Linked DNA regions of Homo sapiens: regions 1, 2, 4 and 5 are each linked to region 3. The links are chromatin loops, found by intact Hi-C in ENCODE. Cell type or tissue: CD4-positive, alpha-beta T cell. All regions are shown on one strand. Links, peaks and the distances in the headings refer to the core of each region. The heading gives the core; the rest is flanking DNA. Region 1 holds the start of GPRASP3 (G protein-coupled receptor associated sorting protein family member 3). Region 2 holds the start of ARMCX5 (armadillo repeat containing X-linked 5). Region 3 holds the start of GPRASP1 (G protein-coupled receptor associated sorting protein 1). Region 4 holds the start of TMSB15A (thymosin beta 15A). Region 5 holds the start of LINC00630 (long intergenic non-protein coding RNA 630).

Region 1 (5,910 bases), core at 567-5,566, 68 kb before region 3:
AACCATAAGCTGAATGCTGGCCCCAGTACTTATATTATCAGAATTCTGGAGAGTAAAGAGAAGAAAATAATAGGAGAGGGTAGGAGACGAGGATGCAGTCCTAGGGACTAATCTCTACCTATGATTTTGCCCCACATACCTTGTATCTATCCTAGCTTTTAAGTCTAAATAGGAGGGCTTAAAGTAGTAGAACAACATAGTTTCAACTCTATAAACTTGGTATAAACATAAGGATAGGAGTGGGATTAGAAAAAGTCATTTCTTCCTAGCAACACTTTCTTACACTGACTTTGTATGTATTGTGATATATGAAGAAATCAGCATTTGATCTTTTTTATTTTGATTGAAATTTGAAATGAGTTATTTTTAAAATTTTTTAAAATTTTTAATTCACATGGATATGCAATATTTGTACATATTTATGGGGTATAAATTATATTTTGATATAAGCATAGAATGTGTAATGTAATTGAGATATACATCACCTTAAATATTTATCATTTTGTTGCACTGAGGACATTCCAAATCTATTCTTCTAATTATACTGAAATATATAATAACTATTGTTAACTATAGGCACCCTATTGTGCTACTGAACACTAGATCATATTCCTTCTAACTGTATTGTTGTACCCATTAACCAACTCCTTTTTATACCCCATCCCCAATACCCTTTCCAGCCTTTGGTAACCATAATTCTTTGTCCCATATTCCTGGCATAGAGCTCCTAGAACCCTTGCTATTTCCTGATAGGGATAACGGAAGCATCTTTTGTTACATGTGGCTTTAGTCTCAAGTTCTTGACACTAAGACCCTTGGAATCTCTGGAGTGATAGGTGTCTTTTTTTATGTTCCGAGATGACTGGTGGGTGCACTAGATAGCTTCAAGATATGGATGGTCACCAGAAAGACCAAGGCATGATTAGAGGGTTGGAACTTTCAGCCTCACCCCTTGACCTCCAAGGAGAAGAGAGGGGCTGAAGATTGAGCTAATCACCAATGGTCAATGATTTCATCAATCACGCCTATGTAATGAAACCTCTATAAAAATCCCAAATGTCTGAGAGGTTCCAGGTTGGTGAACTCATTCATATTCTGGGAAGGTGGTGTACCCCAAATCCACATGGATGGCAGCTTCTGCATTTGGGACCCTTCTGGACCTTGCCATATGTACCTCTTCATCTGGCTTTTGATTTATATCCTTTATAATGAACCAGTAATAGGAAGTAGTGTTTCCCTGAGTTCTGTGGGCCCTTATAGCAAATTATTGAACCTGAGGAGGGGGTTGTGGGAACTTCCAACTAGTAGCTAAGTCAGACAGAAGTGTGGGTGACATGGAGATCCATTACTTGTGACTGTTGTCTGAAGTGAGGGAGGGCAGTCTTATGGGAATGAGCCCTTAACCAGAGAGGTCTGCACTAACTCTGGGTAGTATCAGAATTGAATTAAATTGTAGAATACCTAGCTGATGTCCTCAAAGAATAAGAGAATTGCTTGGTGTGAAAAATCCACACATTCTGTGCCAGAAGTATTGTGGGTAGAGGAACCATTTTCTTTCACTTGGTACCCAGTGGGTGCATGGGGTAGGGGGAAAGGAGGATACTCGATGTGAAAGAGGACAAGGACTTACCATGGGGCTGCTACCTAGGATGGGACCAAAGAAACACATCCTAAGGAATGAGCAGAGATCACAACACAAGAGAGCAAAGGGTATGCAGAGGGAAACTTAGGAGACTATCCATGAAGCAGTTTCTGTAGGTGGTCCCCAGAAAGACCCTCCTCTGAGGCCCAAGACAGCAGGGAGAGAGAGCTCACACGGAGTAGCAACCCACTTTGTGTCCCTCAATGGGAATGAGATCCTGCTGCATGGGGCTGAGATCCAGGAATCCCCTTGGGGGTCGAGAAGCTTGGAGTATCCTAATGAGAAATCCTAGGTGAAGGGCCCACAGCATCTAGGTTTCCTCCCCTCGAGTCTATGTCTCCTCCTCCTTTTCCTAGAACTGCCGGGATTGAGGTTCATTCCTCTCTTGCATCCCCAGCCAGCTGGAGCCTTGGAGCAAAAGGCAGATGTATGTGTTCTCTTCTGCCCTCCTCCACCCTCCGCCAGTTTTGAGCTGGTATCAGCCATCCCCACTGCCTGAATACTGCCAGTAAGAAGACAGAGAGTAGAATGAGTGCGGACGCATAGCTCACGGTTCCCATCCCCACCCCTGCCTTTCCTGATCCAGCACCACAGGTGTTCACGAATTGTCACTTCACCATTTCCCCGCTCTGGGCTCCCCTGAAGCCAACTCCATCCATATGCCCACCTCCCCCACCCACACATACAAACACAGGGCACTGGGCTGGGAGCCTTGGGATGAGGGGTCAAGGGTGTTCAAAAGGCAGGAGGGAGCAGGCGGATCTGAGGCATTACCTGCACCCGCATCTAGTCTCAGTCACCACCTCTCAGGGATGCCATCTGCCGTCCTTGCACCCACCTCCTCCAACAGCAACCGCTGCTCCTCTCCACGAACGCGTCGGGCAGGTAGACTCTCTGCTTCTTGAGCTCCTGGACAAAAGACAGACGGGCTAAGACGCTCCCGGTTGGCTGACGGATTGTTTCCTTTACCAACAAATGCTGTAGTTCCAGTCGCCTGAGAAATTAGTTTTCAGGCTGATGCAGCATGGAAAGACACCTACCTACCTTAACATCCCGCCGTTCCTCCCACGTTCTGCTCTGCGGAGCACAGGTGTCGTCCGCCTCTCAGGTCTTTTCTGGATGCAAGAAAACACTCCTCTCGGCAGGCCTAATGCAGAGCCTGGTCACATGACCCACCGTCAGCCCCACGTGACTGCGCAGTCAGCTTGTTCGCCGCAGTCCTGTACCATGGATGACAGTCTTCTGCCTCTGGGGTGCTTGCTAGAAGATCCTGAAGCTCCTTGGCCAGACAGCTGGAAGGAAGGCTGGCCTTTGCTCTGGAGGACCACTCGGCTGGCGAGGAACATTCGATGAGGATTTGGGAAATGAAGTGATTTTTAATATTTTGTATACGACTCAAGCGACATACTAAAACACACACAGATCTGTCTTGAAAAATGCTGGTAAGCAAAACAAACATTCAAACTCCAATTTGCACCACCAGGATAATCCCTGTTAAAACTTATGGCTTGCGATGGGAGGCAAAACTGCCACTTCCATATTACCTTACCAAACTAGGATCAGGTGGGGAAAAAAAGCATGTTGCACTGTCAGAAAAATTATACCAAACTTAGATAAAGTCACCTTCAGTTACTGGATGTCATTTCAGGGCAGTGCAGGATGTCTATTGATTTACCTATTTTTCAACTCTGTAGACACTGATGTTAACATGTAGATATTTTATTCAATAAATATGTAAATGATTTATGTCCAGTGCAATAGAAAACCTTAAATGTTACAATTTATTGCCCTGTAAGATATTAACCCGTTTTATATTTAACCTGGCAGTGTTATTCTAACATTTATTAATTTCCTATGTGTTTATGAAATTCAATGTTTTGTTTATATCTTCATATTGTGTATATTGTATATACACATATACCCTTCAACTGTTTTCTTAATCCTAGCAGTTGTTGATTGTGTTGAAAAATCTTTCACATATTCTTTTTACATTTACATGAATTGTAATTTTACCTTTGAAAATTTAGAACATTCTCAGACAAATAAATGTTATGTCTAAAAATAATAAAACATTGGATATTTCTCGTACGTCTGAATTTCCTCTCCAAACCAACATATAGCCCTGTCTTCCAATTCTCCTGACTGAAGGTATTGTGTGGTCATTTTTTAAATTATCGTGGCAAAATACACATAACATAAAATTTAACATTTTAACCATTTTAAAGTATACAACCCAGTACATTATCAATGTTGTACAACCATCACCACTATCTAGCTCCAGAACTTTGTTGTCACCTCAAAAGGAAATGTTATGTTTTTTACGGTAATAATTATGTGAAAAAGGTGCCATTTTTGTACCATGAACAGACTAATATTAAACTTAACACCCTTGGTAATTTTTTTTTTTTTTGAGACGGAGTTCTGCTCTGTCACCCAGGCTGTAGTGCAGTGGTGCGACCTCAGCTGACTGCAACTTCTGCCCCCCAGGCTCAAGCGACTCTCCTGCCTCAGCCTCCCCAGTAGCTGGGATTACAGGCGCACACCACCATGCCTGGCTAAGTTTTTGTATTTTTACTAGAGACAGCATTTCGCTATGTTGGCCAGGCTGGTCTCGAACTCCTGACCTCAAGTGATCCACCCACCTCAGCCTCCCAAAGTGCTGGGATTACAAGCGTGAGCCACCGCGCCTGGCCCACCCTTGATTATTTTATTTTATTTTATTTTTTTTGAGACAAGGTCTCACTCACATCACCCATGCTGGAGTGCAGTGGTGTGACTATGACTGACTGCAGCCTCAACTTCCTAGGCTCAAGTGATTCTCCTACCTCAGCCTCCTGAGTAGCTAGGACAAGTGCGTGCCACCATGCTGGGCTAATTTTTTTTATTTTTAGTAGAGACAAGGCATCAATATGTTGCCCAGGCTGGCCTTGAACTCTTGAGCTCAAGCAATCCTTCCGCTTCGGCCTCCCAAAGGGCTGGGATTACAGGTGTGAGCCACTGTGCCTGGCCAATTTTAATTTTTATCTTGAAAACGTTTTATAAAAAGCTAGTCTTTCTGATAGCTCATTCATTTACAACTTTTCTAAATGATATTATCTCTAATCATTTTTTAACACTTATAGTTTATTCATTTATATAATTCTGTCCTTTCCGGCATGCTCATCTATAACTCAAGGCACAAAATGTAAGCATATTAATTTTTTAATTTGTCTTATTAATGTTTGTATCTCCCCAACGCCTGTCTCTAAGCATTTTTTAACAAGGTATATATTTTATTCCAGACTGTGTTTAGAAATTCATATTGAAATTGCATAGGAATTGTGTACATTTACAGATGTTTTAAAAATGGAATCTAATTTTCCATACATGATGTCACATTCTCTGTTTCACCAAATATAAAATAATTAATGTCCTTTTGTGTCAATAAACCTATCCATACATAATCATTCCAACGGCTGCATGGTATTTCCTTAACACTTTCCTTTGTCTAGGAATATAAAGGAAATCATATTCCCCACTCCATTTAATTGTGCTATCCTACTCTTTCAGCCTTTAGGTGGCATTGAAGTAACACCTGTACTTTGAATTGTTAAATATGCAGATTTGGCTTATTCTGTTCCCCAAATTGGCCTCTTCCCAACTTTCTAACTGCATTTCTCATCAAACTCCTTTTACTTGTTTCAAGCAGACTGGGTTCATCCATGCTACTAGAACAGATTATTCAATTACACACTTTTCTTCAAACCACCACTGCCCACTTCCAAGAGCAACCTAATGATTTGTCTTATCCTACCCTTAGGCAAATCCCAGGGCTAAGATGGTAATTTAAATGGGTCCTATAAGAAGTATTAATTTTAGGTTGCTTGTTGGGAAGGCTCATAATTGGGCAAGCAGGCGGGCAAGTTGTCTTGCTCTCCTATCCTGACCAATTTGTTCTATCCTGACCAATTTAAGTGGGTCCCTCTTCTCGGAAACATTCCTCAAGTATCAGGGCCCACAATAATCTCTCCCTTCTTAACTCAAGAACAGAATTTTCTAATAAGCGCATGTTTGTCATACTAATAATTACCTATGTTTGTAAGTGCACACGATTTATCTGTACATGGTTCTTAAACTGAAGAAGGGTCACTTATGCCAATTTTAACATAGAACTTTATTGAAAACACAGACTCAAATAGAGAACCATATATTTAAACAACGAATAGCAGGGTAGCTTACTTAGGTGACACAGTTCATTGAAAACTTAATACTGAAAAATACCGCAATCT
Region 2 (5,910 bases), core at 457-5,456, 54 kb after region 3:
CACTCTGTCCCCTTTCCAACTACAGGCTCTGCCAGTGATATAGAAAACATGCAGAGGAAGCTCACTCAAGGTAGGGAAGGATGGCTGTGCATGGGCCCAGCCCTGTGGAGGGTGGTGGTCTTCAGCCACTCCAAGGCCACCAGATCTGCCACTGAAGTAGGACCTAGGGGTGGAGGAAGGAAATGGGGCTTTGAGTCTCTTCCAACTTTTTTCTCCTCATGCTGATCAGCACAGGGAGACAGGAGAATATGGTGATTCAGTGCTAGGTGAGAGAGGTAGATAATTAGCAAACTCTCTCTCCCTTCATTTCACCCACTCCCTACACTTCCAAGTGCCATCAGCCTTCTTTCCAGTCACCAAACAGGAGCATAAGGAGTAGGAAAACTGGATGAGAAGCTGAGGAATCCCTTTAGTGGTTCTTGACCCCTGCTGGAGCCAAGCAGCTCTCCACTACTCCATCCTACAGGTCTACCCAGGCAATCCCCACACTCATACCAACCTGCACTGATCTGGAGTAACTTTCTCCTCCTTACCTTGCTTCCAATGGTGACAAGCCCTACAGCAGATCTACAGGCAGACCTATGGACAAATAAACAAACAGGAGAATGTGGAAACTGATCTCCTGGTGACAGACCTTGGTCCCTTGCCCTTATTCTTGCCTTTCCAGATTTTGTCTAGTGTTTCCCTCCTCCTATCCCCTCTCCCCCACTGCTTTGTTTCAGGGCTACTCCTCCTCCTCCTTCCTATTGCCCACCATCTTCCTCTTCAGTGATTGCCCTAGAATGTCCCTCGTTCAGATTAGACTAGGTTCAAGCGTGAGAGCAGGACAAGCAGTGGAGAGTGGGAAAGGCAGCTTAGCATTCTGTACCCCCACAACTTACCAAGACTCCCAACTAAATCAGCAGCAGCAGGGGGTGGGGCAGATGGGAATAATTGGTAAAATGACAAAACAGAAGAGATGGAATTCTCTAGTCGAAGTTGCCCCCCTGTCCCTGTACCTTTACACCAACCTTAACAGATACAGGGCAATTTTCTCTTCTTCGTAATTTCCTAGTTTTAAGTTGGGTGACCATTTTACAAAACTTCACAACTGACAGTTCCACAGACCTGGGGACAGATCTACCTACAGGGATTCACAAAAACAGAGACCAATAAATGAAGACACAGGAGACAGTTGAGGCTGTTTTTGGTAGAGACCAGCACCTAGGGCACAGTTTCTTTCTGGATATAAGTACCTGTTTGGCAAACATTTTCTATCTCCCCTTTTTCTCCCACTCCTAAATCTCCAAGCCCCTCTGCTCTATTCTCAAAGTCTGACAATTCCTATACAGAGACAACTCAAACATCCCTACAAGGTAGTAGTAGTGGTGTTAGTAGGGACGAAATGCCTAGACAAACCACGGAGGCTGGGGAAAAAATGAAAAGTATTTATTTCCATATTTCATCTGGGTTCCTATGTTTCCTTCCTCTCTCCCAAAGCCTATCATTTTCTGCAACATAATGCGGGTAAGGGAGGACATGTTAGGAAAGCTGGCAGAGAGTTCTGGAGGCTCCCTTACACTCCTGCCTACTCTAATCTTAGCCATCTACCACCTCCAAGTACTGCCTCCCAAGTACTGCCCACTCTGTACAAACCAGGCCAATTTTCTTTTCCTTCTCCTCTCCCCTTGAGGTCTGCTGTCCCCTACAGATCTTTACAGAAACATGGAGTGCTGCAAACTTAGGAACAGATTTACACATAAAAACGCGTGATACACACCCAAAGAACAAATGAAAAGACAGAGAGAGAGACGTGGTTATTAATGGTCAGACCAGTAACCAAGACATGAGACCCTTTTCAAATCCAGAGCCTTGATTATCAAACATTTACAACCTCTTTTTACATTCTCTCCCTCTCAGGGCTCCCCAGACAACTGTCCTCGCCTGTGGAAGTAGCCCTCTCTTCCTCATCTAGTCTGCCTTTTCCCTGCTAGAAGCTGCAACCTTTTTCTTCCCAAGCATGGTCTGAGGTGAACCGAGTGTATGGAAATCAAGCTAGCAAAAGGTAGATCATTTTTTTTTAATTGTTGTGTGCCATTCCAATTACCCATCTCTCTCTCCTTCTCACCGCCCGCCTCCCATGACCAGGTCGCGTATCCAGTGTTCACCTCTGATACCCACATCCACCCCCAAGCGATGCGCACCTTCTCACTGACCTTCTCTGCTTGGATCAGAGGCAGTTTTCTTATTTCCTTGCCTCGAGGTGCTGTGTCATACAGCAGCAGGAACAGACAGTCAGACACAAGGACTCGAGGCAATGGCGGCGGCTGTGTATGGGGATTGACTCGGCACCTGGGACTCAAGACGAGATAACCGCTTTATCAGATTAAAGACTGCGATTGGCAAACTGTTGTCACTTTTGGTATTCTTTTCTCCTTCCTGTTCCCAGGGCTCCTCAGAACCTCGCGCGTAGTTACCATTTAACATCTACCTTTTCCTCCGCAGACGAGGTTCTTCCACGTCCGCGTTACCCACAACGGCAGTGGGAGGAGCTAGAGCGTAGTTTATGGGGATCCGGCTTATGGAAGCGGAGTGATATCAGGCTTTGTTTAGCGCCGCGACTCTTTTCTGTCGGAGGGCTCCCTGTCCTGTACCCTGTGGCCGCTTCAGGTATTGGAATGCGCAGGGACGAATTCCGGATATAGGGAAAACGGCGCTGGAACAAGAGAGGCAGACAAATACCAGAGTGTTTCTGTATTAGTTCCCCTTTTGCGGGAGCTCCCCCCACCAAGCCTACCATTCTTTCCTGAACTGAAATGCACATGGGTTTCCAGCTGTGGTGTCAGGAAATCTCTTCTGGCCTGACAGGCGGAAGTGTTCCAGTCTTTCGAAGTTCGTTCTCCAAACACAGAGGCCCACTGAAATGGGCGGTCTCGGGGTGGGGCCCAGGGTAGGAAAGTCAGCAAAGAGAGTCAAGACTGAGATAGGAGGATACATACTAATCGATTCCACAAACTTTGTGTTCCTTCGAGTCCTCCCTCCCAGCCCTTAATTTTCATTTTCTTTTTTTTTTTTTTAAGTTCTAGGATACATGTGCAGGATGTGCGTGTTTGTTAAATAGGCAAACGTGTGCCGTGGTGGCTTGCTGCACCAATCAACCTATGACCTAGGTATTAAGCCTGGCATGCATTAGCTATTTTTCCTAAGGCTTTCCCTCACCGCCCCCCACAACCCCTGACAGGTCCCAGTGCGTGTTTTTCCCCTCCCTGTGTACATGTGTTCTCATTGTTCAGCTTCCACTTATAAGGGAGAACATGCAGTATTTGTTTTCTGTTGCTGCATTAGTTTGCTGAGGATAATGGCTTCCAGCTCGATCCATGTCCCTACAAAGGACATGATCTCATTCTTTATTATGGCTGCATGGTATTTCATGGTGTATATGCACCACATTTTCTTAATGTTATCACTGATGGGCATTTGGGTTGATGCCACGTCTTTGCTATTGTGAATAGTGCGGCAATGAATATACGTGTGCGTGTATCTTTGTAATAGAATGATTTATATTCCTTTGGGTATATACCCAGTAATGGGATTGCTGGGTCAAATGGTATTTCTGGTTCTAGATATTTGAGGAATTGCCACACCGTCTTCCACAATGGTTGAACTAATTTACATTCCCACCAATGTAAAAGCGTTCCCATTTCTCTGCAACTTTGCCAGCATCTCTTGTTTCTTAACTTTGTATTAATTGCCGTTATGACTGGTGTGAGATGGTATCTCATTGTGATTTTGATTTGCATTTCTCTAATGATCAGTGATGTTGAGCTTTTTTCCATGTGTTTGTTGGCCACATAAATGTCTTCTTTTGAGAAGTGTCTGTTCATGTCCTTTGCCCACTTTTTAATGGGGTTGTTTGTTTTTTTCTCGTAAATGTAAGTTCCTTGTAGATTCTGGATATTAGACCTTTGTCAGATAGATAGACTGCAAAAATTTTCTCTTCTGTAGGTTACCTGTTCACTCGGATGATAGTTTCTTTTTCTGTGCAGAAGCTCTTTAGTTTAATTAGATCCCATTTGTCAAATTTTGCTTTTGTTGCAATTGCTTTTGGCAATTTGCCTGTGCCTGTGTCCTGAATGGTATTGCCTAAATTTTCTTCCAGGGTTTTTATAGTTTTGAGTTTGACATTTAAGTCTTTAATCCATCTTGAGTTAAATTTTGTATAAGGTGTAAGCAAGGGGTCAAGTTTCAGTTTTCTACATATGGCTAGCCAGTTTTCCCAGCACCATTTATTAAATAGGTAATCCTTTCCCCATTGCTTGTTTTTGTCAGGTTTGTCGAAGATCAAATAGCTGTATATGTGCAGTCTTATTTCTGAGTTCTCTATTCTGTTCGACTGGTCTATGTGTCTGTTTTTGTACCAGAACCATGCTGTTCTACAAGGTTACTGTAGCCTTGTAGTATAGTTTGAAGTCAGGTAGTGTGATGCCTCCAGCTTTGTTCTTTTTACTTAGGATTGTCTTGGCTATACGAGCTCTTTTTTGGCTCTGCGTGAATTTTAAAATAGTTTCTTCTAATTCGGTGAGAAATGTCAATGGTAGTTTGATGGGAATAGCATTGAATCTATAAATTACTTTGGGCAGTATGGCCATTTTCACGATATTGATTCTTCCTATCCATGAGCATGGAATGTTTTTCTATCTGCTTGTTTCCTCTTTGATTTCCTTGAGCAGTGGTTTGTAGTTCCCCTTGAGTAATGATCTTACTGCTAAAGTATGTCTATCAACTGATAAAATTTTAAAATCATCATTCATTTTCATAATAACTGCTGTTTTATGACTTATGTAATTATCTTAGGAACATTTCAGACATTTGAAAGATCCAAAGCAGAAAAGGTATCTTATATACACCTTAAAAAATGAGGATATCAGAGAATAACCTAAGTATATTATTAGCGCCAGGCTTCATTTCTCTTTTTTGGGTGGCAGGCGCTATGAACAGTAAGTTGAAGCAAGGAGAAAAAAAAATGCCCTTGCTCCAAGATTTTTACTTGGCCTTCAACTTTTAGCCAGAAAGCCCATTGGAGATTCAAGTTGATTTTTATTGTTAAAGGAATACTCATACTTCTAATCTTACATTCTACCAAAAAGAAAAGTGACTTAATGCTTTCTCTAAGTACACCTCACGGCATTGCTTGAGAGCTGAAAGATCCAACACATGTTAGCAATTGTTAGTAGCAATTTTAGGTACTTAATTATCCATTCACTATTAATCACTTGGTGCATATTCTTCAGATTGTTTCTCTTTCTGTAATGTATTCTCAGATATCAAAACACTCCAATGTATAAACATGTAAAATACATTTCTTTGCAAAATCGTGATTACCCTCTGAGTAATATATTACCTTACCTCTTTTCCTTATTATGATATCTCTGGATTTTTATTTGCCATTTCATTTGGTTGAGCATATTTTCAAATATTTATTGTATATTTACATAGTTCTTTGTGCATTCTGTTATTATTTGCCAATTTCTCTATTTGTTAAGAGATCTTTGTATGCCAAGCATACTAACCCCATGTCTTCAATATAGATCATAAATATTTTCCTACACCTTTTTTGTGTGTATGTATGTATGTATATATGTGTGCATATATATATGCACTTATAAATAATTTATATTCTATTTATGCACAACTTGTGTATGCTATATATGGAGAAAGCTATACCAAAGACATTGATATGTAGTTATATGTATATAAAGCCATATGTATATATACATATATCTCTATACATAAGACATTTCAAATTTTATAGTTTTTTTAATTTTAAAATGTAGTATAGTTCGCTATTTAAGAGCAAATACAAACAATATACGTGAGGACATTGAAAGTCTATTGAAAGTCCACATGATGGGATAGAAAAATATTGGGATG
Region 3 (5,910 bases), core at 153-5,152:
CCTTGTCCTGGACTCACAGCTGACCCCAACACCAGATTCCACACTGGCCGCATCAATGACCCAGAACCACGACCCAAAAATGGTCTCTTCCTCAGCCTCTTGGTTGACCTCTTCACCAGCCCAGAACCAGGAACCAATAATGACCTGTTCATCATCAGCTGCTAGTATAGATTCAGAGGTGGCCTCAGCCCCAGTTTTCATACTGGTCTTTTCCCTAGCCCCAAATAAGGAATCACCAATACGCTCCCCATCAGTCCTTGGTCTGGATTTACTGCTAGCCCCAGTCCCCATACTGGCCTCTTCTTCAGTCCAGAACCAACTCCCAATTATGGACTCATCCTCCACTTGTAGACTGGACTCTATGCTGGCTTCATCTGCCATGCTGGACTCGTCTGTAGCCCAGAACCAGGTCCCAATGAGGGCTTCCTCCTCTGACCTGGCTTCTTGCTTGGCCCTGGCTCGGGCCTTGGTTTTGGCCTCTTCCTTTGTCATTGCTCTGGCCCTGGCCTCTTTCTTGATCATGGGCCTTGAAAAGGTATTAGCATTTTCTTCAGGCCAGAAACAGGACTCTTTTTTAATTACATCTATAGACCCAGGCATGAAATCAATGCAAGCTTCTCGCTTGGCCCTGTGCCTGGCCCTGTTATTGGCCTCCTTCCCAGCTCTCATTTTGGACCTGAATTTGGCCTCCTTTCCAGCCCCAAACCAGGACTCCAAATGGTCTTCATGCTCAGATCCAGAACTTGATTCAACATAGACTTCTTTCTTAGACCTAAACCTGGACCTGCTATTGGGATCTTCCCTGGGCCCAGACCAGGTATTGGTTTTATCTCTGGCCCAGAACCAGGGTGTCTTAACAGACTCATCCTCAGAACCAGAACTAGATGCAATATAGAGCTCCTGGTTAGTTTGGGACCTAGACATGGTATTAGCCTCTTGATTGGCCATGTGCATGGATCTGTTACTGTCTTTTACCCTATTCCCAGGATGAAATTTTGCAGTGACCTCATCTCCACTCCAGAACAAGGAACTCACAGATTTGTCTACCCATTTGAAATCAGAATTAGGAGAGGCTTCTTGTTTGGATGTAGGCCTAGGACAGCACCAGGACCCCATATTGGTCTCCTCCTTTGACCTAAAAGAAGGCTGGAATCCTGCTTGGTAATGGGCCTTCCTTCTAGGAAAGCTCTCAGTGTCTGTATTAACCAGTTCTCTATCCTCAGACAGGTACTTTGTTTTAGCAACCAAGACAGAATCAGTACTGACAAGTGGAGAGGCTATGATATTGGTCTGGGAGTTTCTCTCTGTCTTAGACAATCTTTCAGCACCAAACCTGGGCTGAGCCCACATCTGGGCTTCTTCCTTAAATCGTGAAACAGGTATTGCCTTGGCCTTACTCTTAGGGCGTGCCCCACCCACTGCACTTGTCTCAACTTTGGTGCTTGCTCCAGGCATAACCTTGGACTTATTCTTGGGCCTTGCCCCAGGCATTATCTGGGCCTGGGTCCTAACCTTGGGTCTGACCACCAGAGGGACATCATTCTCTATCTCAGCCCCACCTACAACCTCTTCCCCAGGCTTCTTTTCAGGCTTGACCTGGGCACCAGACTCAATCTCTGCCCCAGTCATGGTACAAGTTACAAAGAAAGTCCAGTACTATACTCCTCCCCCAGTCTAAACCTCAACCACAGATCTGTCACAGGTTTGTTTCTTCACACTCTGATCTTTAGGTGATTGAGGATATAAGCTTGGAAACAAGAGTTAGAGTCAATATCCAGTCCAGTAGTCACTCAGCCTCCTTCCCAAACACAGTCTCAGTCAGTAATTCAATAATACAGATAGAGTGTAGAACAGGCACAACCAAGCTTGAGGAAGACAGAGATTTCCTGGATGGGTGCAGACCCGTTGAGGGTGGTTGTCAGCAGCAACCCCACCACCAGCAGAGCAGCCACTGGAGGTGGATCTAGGGAGAGAGAATGAAATGGGGCTTTGAGTCTCTTCCAATTATGTCATCCCATGCAGAGACATATGCAGTGAGACTGATGTTGAATGCTAGGTGGGACAGCTGGGCTTTGAGAAAGTCTCTCTGGACCGGCTGCCTCCTATTAAACAGGTCCAACAATGGTGGGAAAGTGTGTCGGCAATGGGAGGGGCCAAGAAGTCCCCAGATTGGACCCTAAGCACTCCCGGACCCATGCTGGTCTCCACTACCCCGCCCAAAAGTATACCCACTCTCATACCAACCTTCACTTATGTGGTGCAGTTTCCCCCTCCTTTTCTTGTTCAAGTAGTGTCAAGCCCCACAGCTGACAGAAGGGGGTCCTACAGACAAGTAAACATACAGGAGAGAATGGAGAATGGTAGATAGGCAAGCACTCTGGCTCCTGTGACAAATATCTGTCTTCCCATTCAAGGGTTCAATGTATCTATGGTTTCCTGTGTCCTGGTCCCTGCTCTCAGGTCTTTCTGAGTCACAACACAACCTACACCTATCTCATGTCCCCTGCAAGAAATAAAAAGGATGCTGGCACTGTGCAAATCCAGCAGAGTAGAAGTGGGTCTGCACCCACTGGTCTCAAAGCCACCTGCCATGCTCTCTTTCTCCAACTGTCCCCTGAATTGCCCCCTCCCCCTTCTCACCAACCTCCAGAGGTGTGAGCCAGTCTCCTCCTCCTTGCCTTTCTTGCAGAACTGGCCAGCCTTAAAGCAGGCCTATGGACAAACAGATGAAAAAGTAAGACAGGAAATGAGGGGTGGCAGTAAAGCCCTTGGTAGAGAGACCAACGCTAAGGATAAGAATCCCCATATTATTGATATCTGTCTTTCAACATTCGGGGTTTTGCTGGTGGAATATTCTCGTTTTGTTTAGGCCCTGCTTCAAGGTTCTAGAGATAACAACTCCTTCTCTTGACGTCATACTCTTCTCATTACTCCCTTCTCCAATTCTGAGGATTCACCACTAGGTGCGCCACATCCCCTTGCTCTGCGCAGCAGAAAATGGGGGAAGGGCGCCACATATTCTAGAAAACAGGTCGTGAATTGGTACTTGTCAGTATGTCTCCCTCATCACCCCTACCTCCAAAGCTCACCCTTTCAAGCCCCCAGTTTAGGACGGTGGGGGAGGCAGATGGGGATGGAAGGTGGGGGAAGCGCCTGGAACACCATTAGAGAGGGGAAGATTAAGAGGTGCTCCTGGATGCCTGACCTGCTCTGGTCGCAGTCCCCCACCCCGATTCGGTTCTCCAGTGTTTGGCACCCACCCCACATCCCCACACACCTCCAGAAATCCAGGGAATATTCGTGCTCCTCCTTTATTTCAAGCCTCTCCTCTACAGATGCTCACTGTGTCCTGTCAGAATACGCCAGACCTACCGCGCAGACAGACTTTGACATCAACCTGGAGTCTGTGGGAAGGGACAGCACCCAGGACACGGGGCCCCACAGGCCCCTTTCCGGAATCAGGGCCCGGAGCAGCGAACGCGACCCACCTCCCACGGGCTAGGCACAGAGCTGGGACGCTGGCCCACGAGGGCCCCCCCAGGCGCCCCCCAACTGCCTCCCGGGCGCCCCCCAACACGGCTCCCGTTTGGCCATTTCTCCCGCAGGAGCCTCCCCCACAGCCGTCTCTCGGTACCGAAACCGTCGAGGGCTGCGCGCGGGCGCCTGCAAAGCTGGCTGGGAAGCGGTCAGCGCGGTTCTCCTCCAGACGATCTGACGGTGCCTCTGGAGCCAGCCCCTCAGCCCTTGGTCCGGCCTGGCCCGCACCAGTCACCGCCTCCCCATAGCCAGGGATCTCGGGCACTGCGCACCTCTCTCTAGCGCCCGGCTCCGAACGGATCGTCTCCTCGTTGCCAGGCTGTCAGGGTCCGGGGGGCAGGTTGCCAGCCGGTCCACCCTGGCGGACCACCCCCACACCACGGCCCCCCACCTCACGCACCCCTACTTGCCTTCAGAGGCCCAGAGCCCAGGTCATCGGCCTCCCCCTCCTCTCTTCAGCTCTCCTCTGGCTGCTCTTCAGTTGGATTCCCACCGCTTTCCCAGCGATCCGAATGGCAAAGACGAGTCCCGCCCCCCACGCCTCTGCACCAAACTGGGCAGGGGCTGCGCAGGATGCGGCAAGAACCGCTCTCCGCGAGGGTGTCGGGAAGGGGGGCGGAGGGATACGGCGCGAAAGTGCAGGACGCCCCCCCTCACAGAACCACCATAGTTCCGACCCAGAGGTGGGCGGGGCCAGGACGAGCCCCAGCCGGGGCCTGCGGGTTGGCACCAGGCTGCCTCAGGAGGACCCCGCGGACCCTAACGTGGCGACGACCACCACATTTCTGGCGCTGCTATAATATATGGCACCGGCGGGCGGCTGCGGGGCCGGGCGGAGGACAGGATCGCGAGGTCGCGAAGAGCCGCGCTGGAGGGAGCAGCGGATGGATACCAAACCGTCCCTTGGTGTGTCTGCACCCCCGCCCCAACCGCCCCCCTATAAGGACTGCTGGGTGTTTGCCCTCTCCCCCTCCCTAGTCTGCTCACCCTCCTTCCTGGATGTTAATGGGAGAGGGGGTGTCAGCACTGCAGTGTGGGAGGGGAGAGGCGATTTCAGTCCAGACAGGCCCGGGGTTCTAGGGTGGTCGTCCTGTGCGTTTCTTTCCCAGCTTCGTGGAGCCACGCAGGGGAGGAAGGTACACCTGCTCTTAAGTGAACTCCGGGGCAGGGGGCTCCCATCAAGGACTCACCACTGCCCCTCTTCTAAAAGAAGGTAGACCTAGACCTCTAACCCTAGGAAACCAACCACTGGTCTGCACCAGACTCATTTCTTTCTGCCACACCGCTGTTTCTCATTTCAAATGGTGGCTCACGTTGGCATTGCACCGTCCCCACAGTTGCCCCCAAAAGAGGACCTTTCCCTGTCAGGACCCGCAGGAGGTCATAACAGTCCTCTCTCTTTGATGCCGCCAGGTAGGGATGGTCCTGGCTTCTCTTCGGTTCCCTGTCAAGTCTTCTCTTGCCATGATATTTGGCAGTGTGGAAATGTGGCTGGTATCAAACCAGCTTGGATCTCCGCCACCTGCCACAACTACCTATTGTTTCAGCAGTCATTCTCAGGAGAGGATCCCACCGTGCACCCCCCTCCCCGAGACAAAGCAACCTGGCTCATTTGAATCCTCTTCTTTCACCCCCACATCCGTCCTCTACTCTTGAGCCCCTCCTTTCCCTGCTTCCTGCATGGGACAGACAGAGCAATGTGGTTAAACACCAAGTTGATGTTGTTACTGTTGTCCATTTGAAAACTCATTTAGACACTACCCTCATTGTGTTTGGCAGGTAACGGTCCCCTAAAGATGTCCATGTCCTGTTCTCCAGAACATGTACCATTTTATATTACCTGACAAAGGATCATTAAGATTGCTATTCAGCTGAGTTTAATTTAAGATTATTCTGGGTTATCTTGGCCAATGTAATTGCAAGGGTACTTTAGATGTGGAAGGCAGGGACTCCATGTCAGATTGAAGCAGCATAGAAAGTCTACACTGGTCATCGTTGGCTTTGAAGATGGAAGGAAGCCAAGATCCAAGAAATACAGGCTGTCTCCAGAACCTGGAAAAGACAAAGAAACAGATTCTTCCCTAGAAATGCCAGAGGGATAGCTCCTCTGGCAACATCTTGATTTTAGTGTGGTGAAGCCCTTTGAAGATTTCCAACCTTCCAGGACTGTAAGATAATAATAAATTGGTATTATTTTAAGCCATTCCATGTATGGTAACTGGTTACAGGGTAGCAGCACCAGACCTATCTGGTTTAACTTTTATATAACAAAGTTGTGCATTGTCTTTCAGTTGCCGGGGACCCTCAGATCATGTTACCTGAGCATCCTCAGATGAACCAAGCATGCAATCAGAGGGAGAATGTAAGTGTTTT
Region 4 (5,910 bases), core at 437-5,436, 140 kb after region 3:
AGAGAGGAGGTTATGGTCAGAAAGAGGGATGTTTAAAATTGAGATTATGGAGGGTTTCCCATAATTATAGTGACAAGGGCTAGACTATGGCTGTGTGAGTAACTGAGGTGGAGTTGAGGACGATGTTATGGGGGAGAAATGTTCAAGGAACTGAAAACGCCAGTTTGTCAGAATTATCATTCTTGAATTTACCAAGAATTAAAGCAGGACAACTACCTTTGAGAATGACTGTGTTGTAGGAGCTAAAATTTTTGAAAAATGAGTGGGGAATAGTTGAATTTTTATTTTTTATTTTTTATTTTTTGAGACAGAGTCTCACTCTGTCACCCAGGCTGGAGTGCAGTGGTGCTATCTCCGCTCACTGCAAGCTCCGCCTCCCGGGTTCACGCCATTCTCCTGCCTTAGCCTCCCGAGTAGCTGGGACTACAGGCTCCCACCACCACGCCCAGCTAATTTTTTTTGTATTTTTAGTACAGACGGGGTTTCACCGTGTTAGCCAGGATGGTCTCGATCTCCTGACCTTGTGATCCGCCCCCCTCGGCCTCCCACAGTGCTGGGATTACAGGCGTGAGCCACCGCGCCCGGCCGGGAATAGTTGAAATTTGTTATATGTCAACAACAAAGGCTAGTCAATGACATAAGTTGTCAAAAGCTGGAAGTTTTTAGGGGGGTAGGAGGGGAATTGCTATCTAAAGACAGCAATGAGAAGCAGCAAAGTCCCTTACATAAGCTTTAGGATCTGTGGTACAGTGGTGGTAGGAGTGAAAAATCATCTGCTCCTCATGAGTGGGCTTCAGGGGATCTGGAATCCTCATGGAAGGGGAAATTCAGAGAAGAGGCTTAAAATATGGAGGAATTACCGAGGGTGTATTGTGTTTTATTAGTAGAGGAGCGGTGAGAAAAGTGAACTAAAGAGCGGATGTGGACACAACCTTATGGCAGTTAGAATATAGGAGTTGAAGGGTGTCTTGGGGTGACTCGCACAAATGGAGATAAATGTCATCATTAGATAAGTTCTAATGATTCAAGGCAGACCAGGGTGGCAGGATTTTGAGGTTTGGGCTATGGAGGGGTGGTTGTCTGGAGCTTCCTGTCAACCCCAAGTGAAGTAAGGGGTGTGGTCTTAGCCTTGGATCACTTGTTCAAACAATGCTTCATTTTGCTCCTGGAAACAGAAATCACATTAATCTGTAATGACAGAAAAATACGCTGAAAGCTACACATCACATTCAGGATAGGACTACCCCTGGGCAAGTGGGAGGGGGAATGGAAATGAAGTGAAGGTCAAGGAAACCTCAATTTTTTCTGTAACGCTTTTAGTCCTTAAAAGAAAGACAAAGTAAGTATACCTAAATGTTAACAACATTGAAATCTGTGTAGTGAAAACACTGGTGTTTATTATATTTAATGCCAGGAACACTGTAGGTACTCAATGAATATTACTTGTTGAATGAGCATATCTTTCTGTTTTAAAAGTTTCTCCAACAAACATACACAATTCTCAAATTAACACAACGTGCTACAAAAGCAAAGAAAAGGGAATGAAGTAAGCTGGGGAAGCCTTGAGAAATCCTTGTGGAAAGAGTGACTTTCGATCTATATAGATCTATACCACCACACATGGGGTGCAAGCTAAAGACATAGTTCTACCTCCATCTTACCTTAATGCTCTAAGGTTCTGGGTGAGTATCCAGAAAATGATCTTGAACGTTTAGTCCTTTCAAGTAAATACCGAATCCTCAATTTTCTCTTCCAACAGACACTGGGTGGTGCTATTGTCCAAAACTTCCACCCATCACGTATTTATTACTTCAATCTATAGACATCTCCACAACCAATGTGTCTTGTGGGCCAAAGTGCTAGGGATTAGGGATATAAAGGTGAATAGCCTCAGTTGTTCTGTGATTATTATAAACTGCTATCGTGTTCAGTGGCCGAGAAAGCTGCGAATGTGACTTTTACATTTCATAGGAGAGCACTACTGTCACAGAAATGTCCAGTTGTAGGGGTGAATGGCCCTGAACCACCCACCCTCACTATGAGCACCCCTACTCCACGACCTGGCCAAGGATTAGAGCAGACAACACCGAGCCCCACTTCCAACCTACTGTTAGGTTATCACAGCATCCTTGGGCCCCAATGGCTATAAAAAGCCGAAAGAGCCTAAATACCGGTCATTCAGCTTGGACCTCGGAGTTCCAGATGTTCTAAGCTCACTGGGCGAGATGTGTCTGCTTATTGCAGAGGCCTCTGTTATTGTGAAAGAGTGAGTGTAGTCAGGATGAAGGGTATGTGGACCCTCAGGACTAAAGCAGTGGAAGAGGCCTGGGAGGTGGGGCCTGGGGAGGCGGGGTCGGCTCTGACTTCACCAAGCCCCGATCCTAGAGGAGAGGGTGGACGCGGGCTCTGTACACTCAAGCGGAGGAGGGGAAGGGCGGGGTGGGGGGGGGGGGGTGGCGAGCCCGGAAACCTTTGGCCAATCAGAGAGGGCTGGGGCGGGGCCTGCTGGGTGGCTTAGCACTGCAGGGCTCTGCGCGGGAACGCTAACCTGGTCCGGAGCGAGTCTGGGTCTCAGCCCCGCGAACAGCCTTTCACGAGTCTTCAAGCTTTCAGGTGAGGACCTGCGGCCTCGCAGGAGCCAGAGGACCATGGGGATGGGAAGGCGTCAGGGTTGCGAGGCGGGGGATGCCGCGCCTTCGGGAGCCAGAGGAGCCGAGGTTGGGGCTGGCGCTTCGCGTCTGCACCGCCGCCCGGGCGAGCGAGTCCGCGCCTTTGTCTTCCAGGGGGCCGCCTTCTGCGCTCGATGCCGAGCCCTCCTGGGGGCCGGTCCCTGGAAACAAGGCCCCGGGGTTGGGAGGCGGGGAGCGCGGACCCTTAAAGGGACCTGTCCGCAGTAGCTGCAGGTCGGAGGCTTAGAGGATGAGGAGTTTGGAGGCCGCCCGGAATGGGCCCCCTGGGGCTTGGTCCTCATTCCTTCTCCTCCCGTGGCCGTTAGGCTGGGCGCCAGAAAAAGCTAATAGTTATTTTTAAAAGTATGCAAACTGCTCTTGACAGACTGGCCTACGCACCCGGCCCTGCTATTATTTATTTGTTAGTTCCAGTTTTCCAGCTCTGAGCTTGGCGTCTAATGGCTTGGCAGAGGAGGGTCTTAGGGTAAACTCGACGGAATGGAGGCATGTTCGGCACTTCTGGCTGCTTGGGGGCCTCTCCATTCTACCCCAAGCACTAGACATAGTATCTTACTGCACGAGGGTGGGGCTGGGCTTGCGAATGAGAACTCTGCCCTCCGATTTCTGGGATATCCTATTGTCTCTTCTGGACAAACTCGGGACGCTTACAGGGCACCAGGCATTTCGTCAGGTCCACAGCCATGCACCTCTAAGCCTCATCTCTTTACCTCTCTCTTTGCAGAGAAAACATGGTGAAACAAGACTCGCTTTTATTTGGTTTATCCCATTCTGCTGAAGTCCTGGGTTTGATCCTAGTTAGCTGTCCCTTCTTACAACGTTTATACACCAATGCCACAAGGAGCTATTATGAGACGTGTATTGTAATGCCTTAATGTACTGTCATCTTTGGGCATTTAAAATAGAAAGAAATTAGTACAACTTATGCCACTCTTTTTTTTTTTGTGCTGCTCCCCGTCTCCTAAAAAAAAATGCCAAAAAACAAAAGTAATTTAATAGAAAGTGAAGATGCTCGAATAGTGCTATCTCCTGTTACAAAATCATTAACTGGTTAAAGCCAGTCTTTATTTTTTATTCTGTCCCTGTCTGCTCTTGTGCTTCTATCACCTCCATTTTACCCTTGCTGTGATTTTAAGAGTCAGACATATTGGCTCTGGGTTTCTGGAGAATCTTGGTTTCTGGTGCGTTCTGATCCAACGGCATTTACTGCATATCAAAATGGGCTAATGATGTGGAGTTAAAATTATTCTAACAAAAATATAACTTTTCTAAGATCTGTTGCTGTTTTTCTGTTGAAAATGAGCGGGTAGAATATACATTGATATGAAATATGAAAATTTTTGCTTGTGACCCCTTAGTCCGAAGACAGTTCTGCCAGGTAAGTTTTCTTAAAAATGTTTATTCTTTTCAGGCTATCTTCTAGTCAAGATGAGTGATAAGCCAGACTTGTCGGAAGTGGAGAAGTTTGACAGGTCAAAACTGAAGAAAACTAATACTGAAGAAAAAAATACTCTTCCCTCAAAGGAAAGTAAGTCATGGGGGGTTCTAGTGGAAACACACAGTAGAGAAAGTTAATAGGTTCAGTAAATAAACCTATCTTCTAGTAAATTTTTGCCACAAAGTAAGCAATAATTAGAGTACCATGGTGTTTAATGTAACAGTTAAAAACATCAAATAGTCATCTTCCTACTTGGGTTATATAAGTAGTTCTCACATAAGTCTTAATAGGAATGGGGGGGAAAACTAGTTTCTTGTTGGAAAATTACTAAAAACCACCTTAAAAATCAATCTTGGAATATTGGATTTAGCACTAGAAAAATCTTAGTTTTGTTCACTTTATGCTTATTAGACATTTTTCTGCATCCATCAGTTTGGGTCAGTGGTCTTATACCTAAAGATCCATGCAAACTTTGCAGTTTTGGCCTTCTCTACCTGATGATGAGATAAAGACAATGAACAAGTTTAGATCTTGGGTGCACGTAGGGCTCACAGACTCAAGGGATAAGTGATCAGTTTTGCCCTCCAGAAATACAGCCTTCTGGAGAAACTCCAAGTGTTTTTGCAAAAGTTGAGGGGAACTTTTTGTCTTGTTAGCTTTGAGAGTTCCAAAGTTAGTCAAAATTGTCTGAAAAGGTATAACTTCCTAGTTGTATATGGATAGATAAATCCGAAGAAATTGCTTCGTATCTCAGTCTTGAATCATCTAAGAAAAAATGGCAACAGCATGTCTCTATCTCTTAAATGGGAGAAAATCCTCCACAGTTATAGATTGTAGTGAATATTCAGGTAGTTAACACACACACATACATGCACACACCCTAATGTGAGGATTTGTGGTTAATGCCTTGGCATTCTAAATTTAAGGCATGTATGCAGACTTCGATGACTTAGCAAGGAGCTCTTTTGAAAGAAACTGAACTTAATCTTAGGTACATACGGTTAATGATTTTTGTGTTTGTCTTCCCAGCTATCCAGCAAGAGAAAGAGTGTGTTCAAACATCATAAAATGGGGATCGCCTCCCAACAGCAGATTTCGACATTACCTGAGAGTCTTGATTTTAGGCTTGTTTTTTGTAAACCCATGTGTTTGTAGAGATTTTAGGCGTCTTCGGATATCTTCTCACCTATGTTCCCTGGCTAAGAAGTCAGAGGTAGCCAATGTTTCCTTAAATTCATTTTTAAACTTACCATTGGTGCATATGTTCCAGATGGCAGATGCTGTCAATAATCTCACCATTGATGACCTTTGTGTATGTAGTTCTTGCATCCTATACTGGATAAGCCTGTTTTAACCTGCTATGATGGGTGCTTCCATTGCTTCATAATCTTCATGAAGTTGCATGCTTTTGCAGCTTTTCACAGTTTATTTGCATTTCTAATGTAGTAATAAAGTAACCAATATAATCATTATCTTGAGACTCCTGTGGTTGACTCTTGGTGGTCTTCTATGGAACGAAAAGTACACAAGGATATACTTTTCAGCCAAACAGAATGGTTGAAGGAAAACTGTTTTAGCAGATTATTCACGTGGGAAATATTTACTTCTCTCCAGGTCTAGTGAGTCCTGACTTGGGGATGCTAGGTGCTATTTCTTTAGAGTTGGAATCACAGAGTTAGAAAACCTTGGGAAGGGAGGTCATGTGGACTAACCCCTTATCTCAGAATGAAGAAATGAAAATACAAGGTCTGAAGTGATCTGCTCAAGATGAATATTAAAGCGGAG
Region 5 (5,910 bases), core at 321-5,320, 120 kb before region 3:
ATTATAACACACTTTTATGAATAACTAGTCTAGTCCGGGTTTTAATCATTCAGAGGTTGTACGGTGCTCTGAAGTTACCCCAACTGAAATTTTTAGCCCAGTAGATTAAATATTATTCCTTTAAATAGTTAATGTTTTTTGTGTGTGGCCTAATTAAGCTCCATTGGGTCGTCTTGTTTTATCGCCGCATGAGAATCACTAAAGTTAGAGACTGACCATACCAAGCACTGACGAGGTTGTGGAGGATGAAGCTCTGCTGAGACAATGAAAAATGGTACAACCACTTTGAAAACAGTTTGGCAGTTTCTTACAATGTTAGTCTTACATCTATAACATGTTCCAGCCACTGCAATCCTAAGTATTTACCCTAGAGAAAGAAAGCACATTTCTCTGTAAAGACTCATACACAAGATCCCCTAAATTGAATACAACCCAAATATCCATTAGCAAGTGAATGGACAAAACGAATTGTAGTATATCCTATACTGTAATGCTACTCTGTAATAAAAAAAAAAAAACTATTGAAATAGGCAATAAAATGGACAAATCTAAAAATACATAGAGTGAATGAAAGAAGCCAGATCCCTAAAAAAAAAAAATAAAAAAAAAACCTCTATGATTATTTTTAAATAAATGAAATCTAATCTATAATGACAAAAGTGCTGTATTTGTCTGGAGACAGGACAGTGGGAGGAATGGGTAGGCTGGGTACAACAGAACTGAAAATGTTATGTCCTTGAAAATAATAACAATGATATATAAGCCTATACGGTTCCTTTAGGGGACATGGCAGGGTATCATTAGAATAGGGCAAACTAGATACTGAAGGACCAAGAGGGCAGAGTAGGAGATATCAGCCTTCATCACCCCCTGCCACAAAAAAACAAGTGTAGACAGCTATCCACAAACTAAAGTATTCATGGGAGGGCTCAGGGGCCCATTTAAGAATCTGCAGCAACACAGTAGAAAAAAAAATGGGGAATATCCACACAGAAAATATTGCTGGTGAGATCAGTATACTTGAGGTGCCAGGAGATGTCTAGGAGCAAAGAAGAAAGGCAAAGGCTATTGCTATTAGCCATGTGGCAGGAATCACCATGGTCCCCAGCAGTCTGCTCTGGAGAGGACACTGGCATCTTTCGCCACTGAGATAACCAACAGCCATTCCTGCCCAAGGAACCCCAGAGAGGGAGAAGTGGCTACACACTTCTCATCTCAAGAAGCAGCAGCTATTATACCACTCTGGGACCAGAGGTGCCACCTGTCCCAATGCTGCATGTGTCACTGACCCCCCCAAGCTACAACTACTCTGTAAATACCCATACTCCAGACCCCAGCTCTGTGCCTGACTGTGCCTGCCCATGCCTCAGACACCAGAGCCACTGCCATAGAGACCTAGCAAAACACCTTCACTCTTCAGATAACTCCCTGAGAAAACATACCAATTAGAGGAACTAGGCTGGGATCCGGGCCCCTAAGCCAAGGTCACTTTGCACATGTCTGTACTCCAGACACTAGATTAACATCCATTGAAGGCTAGCCCATACTCCAGACCCTGGATAGGAAGAATAATCTCTAGTGTTCTATAGCATTATACTAAATTATCAAACAATAATTTAATGTATTTTTTCAAATAGCTAGAAGAGAAAATGTTGAATGTTACCAGCACATATAAATGATAAAGATTTGAGATGATGGATATGCTAACTACCCTGATTTTATCACTACACATTGTATACATATATTGAAATATCACAGTGTACCCCCATAAATATGTACAATAATCATGTGTCCATATATAATAAAATATACATTTTTCAAAGTAAGACATACAAGTGGCCAACAGATATGTGAAAAAATTCTCAATATCACTAATTGTCAGGGAAATGCACATTAAAACCATAACAAGATATCACCTCACACTTGTTAGGATGGCCATTATTTAAAAAAACAGAAGATGGTAAGTGTTCACAAGGATGTGGAAAAAAATGGAACCCTTGTACAATACTGGGAATGTAAATTTATACAGATATTACAGAAACAGTATGGTCATTCCTGAAAAAAACTAAAAATAGAATTACCAAATGATCCAGCAGTCCCCCTTCTGAGTATATATCCAAAGGAAATGAAATTAGTACCTCAAACAGATGTATGTACTCCCATGTTCACTGCAGCATTATTCACAATAGCCAGGGTATGGAATCAACCTAAGTATCCACCAACAGATGAATAAAGAAAATGTCATACATGCACACAATGGCGTACTATTCAGCTTTTTGAAAAAAGAAGGAAATCCTGTCATTTGTGACAACATGGATGAACCTGGAGGACATTAAGTGAAATAAGCCAGGCACAGCAAGACAAATACCACGTAATCTCACTTGTATATGGAATCTAAATAAGTTGAACTCATAGAAGCAGAGAGTAGAACAGTAATTACCAGACAGAGGCTGGGGAGGGGTTTGGGGAGATGTTGGTCAATGGATACAAAATTTCAGTTAGAGAGGAGGGATAAATTCAAGGGATCTATTGTACATCATAGTGACCATGGTTAATAAAAATATATTGTACACTTGAAAACTGCTAAAAGGGTAGATTTTAAGTGTTCACCACAAAAAAAAGTACATTAGGTAATGCATAGGTTTATTAGCTTGATTCAGCCATTCTACAATGTATAAAATATATCAAAACATCATATGACTTTTTAATTGACACTTTATAAGTTATAGTTCATAAACAAATTTATTATACAACAGATATGGGAGAATGCATATTATAATCTCAAATTGGTAGGAAGGCCTTCTAACTAACTTTATATTTCAACATTCATTTGATAGTGTTGATGGGAATCACTGGTTATTATTTATGCAGTCAGAAATATATATATAAACTTATCATAAATGCATGTTAAACATAAAGTTTCTCCCTTGTCTATACTGTAAGAAAGTTTGAAACAGAACAAGAAGAGGCCTGACTTCATACAGGCATTCCTGATCCTGCAATAACCACAGGGCTATCGTCTTGCACCTATGTTATCACTGAAGGTTTCAGCAATCCTGTGGGTGAGCATTTTTATTTCCATTTTACAGAGTGGGAAACTGGGCTCAGAGAGGGTCTTTACCTGTCTCATCCTCCCGCGTCCCGCCTTTACAGGGAAAGTAGCCCCGGGACACCCTGGAGCAGGACACCACACTCACTGGGGCCAGAAGAGACCCACCTCTCTCTCCTTCACGAAACAGCCAGAGCGCCGATCCCCAAAGTGGGAACGAGGGGACGTCGATCTGGGGTCCTTTCGTCTCCCTAAACCCCACGGAGATTCAGGCCACACTGCTGGGCACTCACAACCTCCACTGAGTCCAAACGCCTGAAGGCGGTTCTCCCCAGGCCAAATTGGTCTCAATAAAAAGTCGTCACCGTCGCTAATATGACGTCAGGTTACTATGGCAACCGCGTAGCACTGGCTTGTCTTCCACACCTGAAAATGACTATGCACAACCCGCTCCTCCATCCCCAGCCTATCCCTTAAAGCAAAACACCTTCATTCTTCAGATAACTCCCTGAGAAAACATACCAATTAGAGGCTGGGATCCGGGCAATTTTCAAGACTCTCTACTCATTATGGTAGAGGAAAGGAAGTCCATGTTGTCAGGAATTTTGCTTTAAAAGTGACCTAAGGGGGCCGGGCGCGGTGGCTCATGCCTGTAATCCCAGTACTTTGGGAGGGCGAGGCGGGAGGATCACGAGGTCAGAAGATCGACACCATCCTGACTAACACGGTGAAACCCCATCTCTACTAAAAATACAAAAAATTAGCCGGGCGTGGTGGCGAGCGCCTGTAGTCCCAGCTACTCAGGAGACTGAGGCAGTAGAACGGTGTGAACCCGGGAGGCGGAGCTTGCAGTGAGCCGAGATTCTCAAAAAAAAAAAAAAAAAAAAGTGACCTTAGAGGAGTATCATCAGTACACAGAAGCCCAGAGAGGTGTCCTAGGACTCTGGGAGATGAGCTAGCCCTCTGAGGAGGAACATGTACAACTCACACACTATACTAGGCAGTTGGTTTTCTGTGGCAGAAAACAGATTGTTTATAATCAAGTGACTGAATGATCTAGAAACACAAAAACTGTCATTTGAGTAATAATACAGTTATTTCAGGGAGGCCGGACTAGAATAATATAATCATTTAGTAGGCAGGAATCCAGTCAATTAAAACACACAGTAGTTTGCCTTAAGGAAATTTTTTTTTTTTTTTTTTTTTTTGAGACGGAGTCTCGCTCTATCGCCCAGGTTGGAGTGCACGGCGCAATCTCAGCTCACTGCAACCTCTGCCTCCCAGGTTCAAGCGATTCTCCTGCCTCAGCCTCCCGAGTAGCTGGGATTACAGGCGCTTACCACCACACCCAGCTAATTTTTATATTTTTAGTAGAGACAGGGTTTCACCATGTTAGTCAAGCTGGCCTCGATCTCCTGACCTCGTGATCCACCCGCCTCGGCCTCCCAAAGTGCTGGGATTACAGGCGTGAGCCACCGCACCCAGCCCTGCCTTAAGGAAATTCTTATCCTTCATTCCTGGTATGTTTTTCCATGTGGAAAATACATCCATGACAAAAATACATGTAGCCTCTACACACTCACTCCTCTCTACGGCAGGAATGACTTATCCGATTGGAGAATCTGGAAGGAGACACATGATACTCTGCCCAAGCCCTCTCCCTTCAACTTCTTGGTAGTAAGCTGCCCTTCAGGAGGCACTTGTTCAGCTTTGCCTTCAGGGATGGGACTTAAAATAGGCCCACAGGTTTACTCCTCTAACTGTGTCTCACTGACTCTACAATTATTCCTATAGTTCTTGATTCACAATGCTTAATTCTTTAAGGGGCCCCCAAAATACTCTTCTGCTTCTAGTCTGAGCTCTAAACCAACTGAGAAACATAGGAAAAGAATAAGGAGAAACATATATTGACTTTATCTCTTATAAGGTGATATTGGAGAATGTGACTTAGATTTGCTGTCACGTGGGCTTACTATGAGTAAGTTCTAGAATTGACTTATCCACCCAGCAGTGCTGCATTGGGACAGTCATAAAGACCAAGGACTGCAATGTATATCTATCTGCTGTCTCCTAAAGGAGCCCTGTCTATGTGTGCCCAAGGAAAGTTACTTCCTTGCCAAGGGTTATCACTATAGCAGGAGAAAGTGTTTCAGGACACTTTCTTTGAGAAACACTTCTAAAATTGTTCAGAATGAATACTCACTAAGACAACCTCTCAGGTTTCCTCATAGAATGGTTTGTAGCAATGCCCTCTCAGTATCTTAATTCACATGATTGCAGTGGGAATTCTTCTTAAGGAGTTAGGTTTCAAATTTTAAGACTAGCATGAAAAATAGATATCATGTAAATTGCCCTTGGGAATCCCTTCAAGAAGGAATTGATGACATGTTCAGAAATCTGTACCCACATGTAAGCCAACACTCAGATGATACAATTATAACCAAGTTTCACTAAGCCTTCAAGGATAAGAAAATTCCTTTCTTACCCAATGATAACACAACACAGAAAATGAGGAAAAGTTCACCAAAACCATAATGTTTTAGATATCCGTTCCTTCTTAACAAGCACCCTTAATTAATAGCCATTTATTTTCTCTCAGTATTTTGTGTGTTAACTGGGCCCAGCTGGATGTTTTCTGCTCTATATGATGTCTGTCACCTGGGGCTGCAGTCATCTGGAGGTTCCACTCATCTGGGACATCTGAGAGAGCTCACTCACATGAATGATGACTGGTGTTGGCGTCTGCTGGGAGCTCAGTTAAGGCTGTTGACCTGAGCATCTTGGCTCTCCACAGAGCCCTCCACGTGTACAGTTACCAGATTAAAATCAACTCAGTTAACTTTAAATTCCGGATTAATAGG

Evidence for each region. A loop is a pair of places that touch in the nucleus more often than their neighbours do. Peaks named below come from ENCODE experiments on the same cell type or tissue, not always from the same donor. Only the 100,000 strongest peaks of a DNase experiment are listed, where the experiment ranks them.
Region 1: it touches region 3 in a loop (2.9-fold over the local background); 35 of 110 quality-filtered maps call a loop at or near these places.
Region 2: it touches region 3 in a loop (10-fold over the local background); 25 of 110 quality-filtered maps call a loop at or near these places.
Region 4: it touches region 3 in a loop (3-fold over the local background); 8 of 110 quality-filtered maps call a loop at or near these places.
Region 5: a loop joins it to region 3, with 3 times the contacts of the local background. A loop is called at or near these places in 13 of 110 quality-filtered maps.

The regions. Positions count from the first base shown.
Region 1 is chrX:102,717,598-102,723,507 of GRCh38, reverse strand. ARMCX5-GPRASP2 (ARMCX5-GPRASP2 readthrough) reads right to left here. Exons shown (of 19, transcript NR_146584.3): 7 at 2,687-2,974; 8 at 2,417-2,551. GPRASP3 (G protein-coupled receptor associated sorting protein family member 3) reads right to left here and starts at 2,765. Exons shown (of 4, transcript NM_001142524.2): 1 at 2,683-2,765; 2 at 2,417-2,551. GPRASP2 (G protein-coupled receptor associated sorting protein 2) reads right to left here. Exons shown (of 5, transcript NM_001004051.4): 5 at 5,775-5,910. RefSeq lists an enhancer at 2,899-2,958. In CD4-positive, alpha-beta T cell, for the core only: no CTCF peak of the experiment used is centred there; a DNase peak (open chromatin) is centred at 2,817; H3K4me3 peaks cover 1,099 bases.
Region 2 is chrX:102,596,133-102,602,042 of GRCh38, reverse strand. ARMCX5 (armadillo repeat containing X-linked 5) reads right to left here and starts at 2,528. Exons shown (of 4, transcript NM_001168478.2): 1 at 2,196-2,528; 2 at 1,011-1,123; 3 at 534-579; 4 at 1-163. ARMCX5-GPRASP2 (ARMCX5-GPRASP2 readthrough) reads right to left here and starts at 2,528. Exons shown (of 19, transcript NR_146584.3): 1 at 2,196-2,528; 2 at 534-579; 3 at 66-163. RefSeq lists enhancers at 2,229-2,278, 1,711-2,482. In CD4-positive, alpha-beta T cell, for the core only: no CTCF peak of the experiment used is centred there; a DNase peak (open chromatin) is centred at 2,532; H3K4me3 peaks cover 2,023 bases; H3K27ac peaks cover 2,425 bases.
Region 3 is chrX:102,649,633-102,655,542 of GRCh38, reverse strand. All of the region lies in intron 4 of ARMCX5-GPRASP2 (ARMCX5-GPRASP2 readthrough), which reads right to left. GPRASP1 (G protein-coupled receptor associated sorting protein 1) reads right to left here and starts at 4,060. Exons shown (of 6, transcript NM_001184727.2): 1 at 3,948-4,060; 2 at 3,810-3,856; 3 at 3,278-3,368; 4 at 2,645-2,712; 5 at 2,245-2,322; 6 at 1-1,963. The coding sequence starts at 1,629. In CD4-positive, alpha-beta T cell, for the core only: a CTCF peak has its summit at 2,970; DNase peaks (open chromatin) are centred at 2,992, 3,562 and 4,182; H3K4me3 peaks cover 2,202 bases; H3K27ac peaks cover 1,367 bases.
Region 4 is chrX:102,513,369-102,519,278 of GRCh38, reverse strand. It overlaps TMSB15A (thymosin beta 15A), which reads left to right and starts at 2,540. Exons shown (of 3, transcript NM_021992.3): 1 at 2,540-2,613; 2 at 4,099-4,215; 3 at 5,155-5,597. The coding sequence starts at 4,116. The coding sequence ends at 5,192. In CD4-positive, alpha-beta T cell, for the core only: no CTCF peak of the experiment used is centred there; a DNase peak (open chromatin) is centred at 2,508; H3K4me3 peaks cover 779 bases; H3K27me3 peaks cover 494 bases.
Region 5 is chrX:102,766,649-102,772,558 of GRCh38, reverse strand. All of the region lies in intron 8 of ARMCX5-GPRASP2 (ARMCX5-GPRASP2 readthrough), which reads right to left. LINC00630 (long intergenic non-protein coding RNA 630) reads right to left here and starts at 3,406. Exons shown (of 12, transcript NR_146589.1): 1 at 3,218-3,406. In CD4-positive, alpha-beta T cell, for the core only: no CTCF peak of the experiment used is centred there; a DNase peak (open chromatin) is centred at 3,428; H3K4me3 peaks cover 1,161 bases; H3K27ac peaks cover 356 bases.